2 separate regions of the Homo sapiens genome follow, and region 1 is linked to region 2. Evidence: chromatin loops called from intact Hi-C (ENCODE). Cell type or tissue: HepG2. All regions are shown on one strand. Each heading gives the region's core, and the rest is flanking DNA. Links, peaks and the distances in the headings are about the cores only. Region 1 has its middle 55 kb from the start of LINC02087. Region 2 has its middle 24 kb from the start of ADORA2B.

Evidence for each region. Peaks named below come from ENCODE experiments on the same cell type or tissue, not always from the same donor. Only the 100,000 strongest peaks of a DNase experiment are listed, where the experiment ranks them.
Region 1: it touches region 2 in a loop (12-fold over the local background); 4 of 110 quality-filtered maps call a loop at or near these places.

The regions. Positions count from the first base shown.
Region 1 is chr17:15,871,135-15,873,978 of GRCh38, reverse strand. It overlaps a transcript of ADORA2B not described here. Among named protein-coding and RNA genes, the nearest start is that of LINC02087, 55 kb to the right of the region's middle. In HepG2, for the core only: no CTCF peak of the experiment used is centred there; no DNase peak of the experiment used is centred there.
Region 2 is chr17:15,919,715-15,922,640 of GRCh38, reverse strand. It overlaps a transcript of ADORA2B not described here. Among named protein-coding and RNA genes, the nearest start is that of ADORA2B, 24 kb to the left of the region's middle. In HepG2, for the core only: no CTCF peak of the experiment used is centred there; a DNase peak (open chromatin) is centred at 1,670.

The DNA.
Region 1 (2,844 bases), core at 1-2,500, 48 kb after region 2:
CACATCTTTGCAACTGTGAATGTGCTGCTATAAACATGCATGTGTGTCTTTTCCATATAATGACTTCTTTTCCTTTGGGTAGATACCCAGTAGTAGGATTGTTGAATTAAACGGTAGATCTATTTCTAGTTCTTTAAGGAATAGCCATACTATTTTCCAAAGAGGTTGTATTAATTTACATTACCACCAGTAGTGTATAAGCGTTCCCTTTTCCCCACATCCACGCCAACATTTATTGTTTCTTGACTTTTTAATAATGGCCATTCTTGCAGGAGTAACGTGGTCTCTCATTGTGGTTTTATTTTGCATTTCCCTAATGATTAGCGATGTTGAGTATTTTTTTCACATGTTTCTTGGCCATTTGTATATCTTCTTTTGAGAAATGTCTATTCATATCCTTTGCCCACTTTCTGATAGGATTACTTGTTTTTTACTTGCTGATTTGTTTGAGTTCCTTGTAGATTCTGGATACTAGTCCTTTGTTGGACTGTAGTTTGCAAATATTTTCTCCCATTCTGTGGGTTGTCTGTTTACTCTGATTATTATTTCTTTTGCTGTAAAGAGCTTTTTAGTTTAATTAGGTCCCATTTACTTATTTTTGTTTTTGTTGCATTTGCTTTTGGGGTCTTAGTCATGGATTCTTCGCCTAGGCTGAAGTCTAGAAGAGTTTTCCAAATTGTCTTCTGAAATTTTTATGGTTTCAAGTCTTATATTTAAGTCTTTGATACATCTTGAGTTGATTTTTTGTATAAGTTGATAGATACATAAATCAATAAATGTGACATCGCATAAACAGAATTAAAAACAAAAACCATATGATCATCTCAATAGATGCGGAAAGAGCATTCAACAAAGTTCAGCATCTCTTTATGATAAAAGCTCTTAACAACTAGGCATAAAAGAACTTGCCTCAAAATAATATATATGTGGATATATGACAAACCCACAACCAGCGTAATACTGAATGGGGAAAAGTTGAACACATTCCCCATGAGAACAGGAACAAGACAATGATGCCCACTTTCACCAATCCTATTCAACAGTTCTGAAACTCCTAGCCAGAGCAATTAGGCAAGAGAAATAAATAAAGGGTATCCGGATTGGAAAAGAGGAAGTCATACTATCTCTATTTGCAGATGATATGATCATATACCTAGAAAATCCTAAAGACTCTTCCATGAGACTCTTAGATTTCATAAACAAATACAGTCAAGTCTCAGGTTACAAAATCAATGTACACAAAGAAGTAGCACTGCTATACACCAACAACGACGAAGCTGAGAATCAATCAAGAACTCAATCCCTTTTACAGCAGCTGCAAAACAAAAACAAAAACAAAAACCTAGGAATATACTTAACCAAGGAGGTGAAAGATCTGTACAAGAAGAACCACAAAACACTGCTGAAATTATAGATGACACAAACAAATGGAAACACATCCCATGCTCATAGAATCAACATTGTGAAAATGATCATACTGCCCAAAGCAATCTACAATCTGCTGAATGAAATTCCCATCCAAATACCATCATTTTTCACAGAATTAGAAAAAACAATCCCAAAATTCATATGGAACCAAAAAAGAGCCTGAATAGCCAAAGCGATCCTAACCAAAAAGAACAAATCTGGAGGCATCATATTACTGGACTTCAAATTATACTAGTTACCAAAACGGCATGGTACTGGTATAAAAGACCAATGGAACCAAACTGTATATTTAAACCAGTTTAAAGTGTATAGTTCAGTGGCTTTTAGTACATTCCCAATGTTGTGCGACCATCACTAGTCCAGAACATTTTCATCACACAATAGAAAACTGTACCCACTAAGCAGCCACCCCACTCTCTATTCCCCTCTCCCCTCAGCCCCTGGCAAACACTCATCTGCTTTCTGTTTCTGTGGATTTGCCTATTCTGGATTTTTCTTATAAATGGACTCGAACAAGATGTAGCCTTTGCACCCAGCTCTTTCACCTGGCATCACGTCTTCAGCGAACATTCATACTGCAGCCTGTGTCAGTGCCTTACTCCTTTTTAAGGCTCAATAAAAAGCCCATGTTCAATGATCAGAGGGAGGACCTACAGGACGCAGCATGAAGTCATGGCCACAGCTATGCACAAATTTATTACAGTGAAAGGACACAAAGCCATATACGCAAAGGGAAAAGGCGCAGGGCGTTAAGTCCAGAGGCATGAGCTTCCAAGAGTCCTCTCCAGCAGTCACGGGCACGTTTAATTCCCCCAAGGAATTAATTAATTAATTAATGAGGGAAGCTCATTAGGGACTCTGCATCCAGCGTTTTTATCAGGGGCTGGTCACATGGGCCCCTTCTGCCCAGCATATACCACATTCCAGACTCCTCACAGATAAGCCGCTGTTCAGCACAAACCACGTGTTTGCACAAACAGTTTCAGAACCGTGAGCCCCTCTCATCAGTTCTGGGAATGGTGTGAACCCTCCTGTAATCCTAGTTCTCAGACTCCAGCCAAGGGCCAGCCTTGCAAGCAGCCTTGCTAAGGAGAGCCATCCCAGGCCTCCTGGGTTAACTATTTTCTGCACAGAGGCAAAAACATGCCTGCCAATAGCATCTGGGCTTTGTATTTTAAGGTGATCTTACTCAGTTTTATTTCCAAAATTCCCGAGGAAGAGGCTGATGGGCCCAGCTTAGACTTGTTGGGGCTACTTCTCTGGTGTTTGTGTACATTAAAGTGGGAGAACGCGTCCCTCCCCATCTGCTGTGCGAACAATCTGACAGGTCTCTACACTGTTTGATATTTTTGTTCAGAAAGCCATTTTTATTCCTCATAGTTTCATACCTCTGGGAGTGCACACACCACTAAGAGT
Region 2 (2,926 bases), core at 263-2,762:
AGACTGGAAACAGTCCCTATGTTCATCATCTATGGGGTGACCCTACATCCCAGTTTGCTTGGGACAGCCCTGGTTTACACCTTTGCCCCAGTATAATTAATAATACAGCCCTGTTCACTCTTGAAAATGTCCCAATCTGGATGGTTGGTTTTATGGCTACCCTAATCATAGGGGACTAGATAATTGATGCTACACCCATATAATAGAATACCATGCAGCAGAAAAAAAGAATGTGGATGCTTTCTATGTATTGATAGCAATGTGTCTTGGAGACATTTGCCTAAGTGAAAAGAAAAAAACCCAAACAAAAACAAAAAGCCAGGTGCAGAATAAAATGCATAGCATGCTAACTTTGGGGTTAAAAATAAGAGGATATGATGCTACTCACATTTGCCTGTATGTGCCTAAGAAACTCTGGAAGGGTACACAAAATACTGATAACAGTAGTTACCAGTGTGTACGCATCTGGGAAGGGAAGGGAAGACTGAGTGGCACGGTCTTTCACTGTATATTTTTTCATAATTTTTTGAGTCAAGTAAAAATAAATGTTTGAATCTATTCAGAGTTAAACTTTAAGATGAAAAAGTATATAAACTGTCACAGACTTCTAATTCCCTACACAAGTCATCCTTCCTTTTTGTAACAGAACCCCAGACTAGATTTCCCACCCTTCCTTGAAGCTAGGTGTAGCCATGGGACTAATGAAATATAACAGAAAGTGTCACATGAGTCTTCTAGGAAGACATAAACTTTATTCTGTCTCCTGGGATATAGTTGTGATGACTGGAACTCTGGCAGCCATTTTCATTTATGAGGATAAATGCCACTCCCTTAAGGATGTGAGAGCTAAAAGGTGCCTGGATCCCTAATAATTTTGTGAATTCAGCATGCTAGCTTTGGAAGTTTTACCTCTGGACTTCTTTTTTTAATGAGAAGGGAGGAAGTTTCTTACCTTAAAGCACTGTTTTTCAGGACTCTATCCCTTGCCACTTAACCTAATTCTAACTGATACTGACGTGTGCTGATAAAACTACCAAAAAATATGTTAATTTTCATTACCCATTTTTGGTGTGATGATAGGACATTTTTATTTTCTTTGCGCCTTTGGTATTTTCTGTACTGAACATGTATTTTAGCATCAACTGTCACTTTAAAACAACATTTACACGATTACAGAAAATGGATCTTCTAGTTTCTGATTTTGTGTCAGGTAAATTTCACTTTCAAAGGAGATAATGACAGCAACCATCAAGAGGGATAATATCTCCAGAAGCCATTTGCAGTGGTGCTTTGTTAGCAGCAGAGATCTCATAGCATCACTGCTGCTGCAGAAGAACAGGCTGAGACCTTCCAGTTGAGTAAAAGCCGCCTGTTGCTTTAAATTGTAAGTGAGACCTAGAAGATGCTTGGAGCCAGTTCTGATTGAGATTTGCCAAATCCCCAGGCTCAGCTTGTCTGCTTTCTGGAAACAGGTTTCCATTGTCTATGACTGTCTGAAGCAGGGGAGAAATCCTCCATGGCCTGGGGAGATGGATGATAAAACTCACACGGGTGCCCCACTGGCTCACTGACTCATCCTGGAATGATCGGAAGGCCGGAAGCCTGGCACATGTTCTTGGACTCAAACATTGGTTTCCCACATTGCCATATACAAACAATTCCAGAGCGAGAGAATTTTTATAGAAGACCTGTTGAAAGTCTGAGAAGACCATCAGCAGGGAGCTCCCAGATGCCTACAGTTGTGCAATCTGTGAGTCATCCCGTTGGCCCCCTGCTGTGCTTCTCCAGCTGGGCTCGCAGCCTCCAAGGGATGAGGCCTGTCACAAATACCTGCGCGGTGCTGTGATGCACCTTTCTGGCGTGTCATTTTTATGTGAAAATTTGTGGTGGGGAAAGTCAACATTTTTTTTTTTTTTTTTTTGAGACGGAGTCTCCCTCTATCACCAGGCTGGAGTGCAGTGGCACGATCTTGGCTCACTGCAACCTCCACCTCCCAGATTCAAGTGATTCTCCTGCCTCAGCCTCCTGAATAGCTGGGACTAATGGCACGTGCCACCACACCCAGCTAATTTTTGTATTTTTAGTAGAGACGGGGTTTCACCATGTTGGCCAGGATGGTCTCAATCTCTTGACCTTGTGATCTACCCGCCTCAGCCTCCCAAAGTGCTGGGATTACAGGCGTGAGCCACTGTGGCTGGCCTGAAAGTAGTCACTTTTATATGAAACAATCATTGCTATGTCATAAGGGGAACAGAAACTTTTATTTATTTTGTATAAATTTAGGGGATACGACTGCAGTTTTGTTCCATGGGTATACTGAACAGTGGTGAAGTCTGGGCTTTTGGTATAGCCATCACCTGAATAGTGTACATTGCACCCATTAAGTAACTTCTCATGCCTCACTCTCCCTTCCGCCTTCGCACCCTTCTGTGTCTCCCGTGTCTATTATTCCACTCTGCATGTCCATGTGTACATATTATTTAGCTCCCATTTATAATGAGAACATTCAGTATTTGAGTTTCTGAAAACTCTGAAGCATTTATAAGGCTTCAAAATAAAAGATTTCAAAAAAAAATTACTGTAGTACACAGCTTCAAACTGTGTTCTGAGACCCCCTGGGGGCCACTGGGGTACTTTGGTCTAGGGAAAAGGTTTAAAACTCTGGCTTACAGGATTTCACGCTGACGCTAATTGAAACTGTCTTTGGGTCTGTATTACAATCAATCTTGTCTAGACACATTCACCCAATTTCTTCATGAACAAAGGTTTTCTTTAAAAAAATTATTTTTATTTTTTATAAAAAGTGGCTGGAGAAAGTGGGTCTTTTCCATCCTGTACACCCAGCTGGCCACTGGAGCCTCCTCTGCCCCCACCTGGCATCCCACCTGGCCTCCCTTCCCTTCCCTTCCCACCCACTGGGCACATC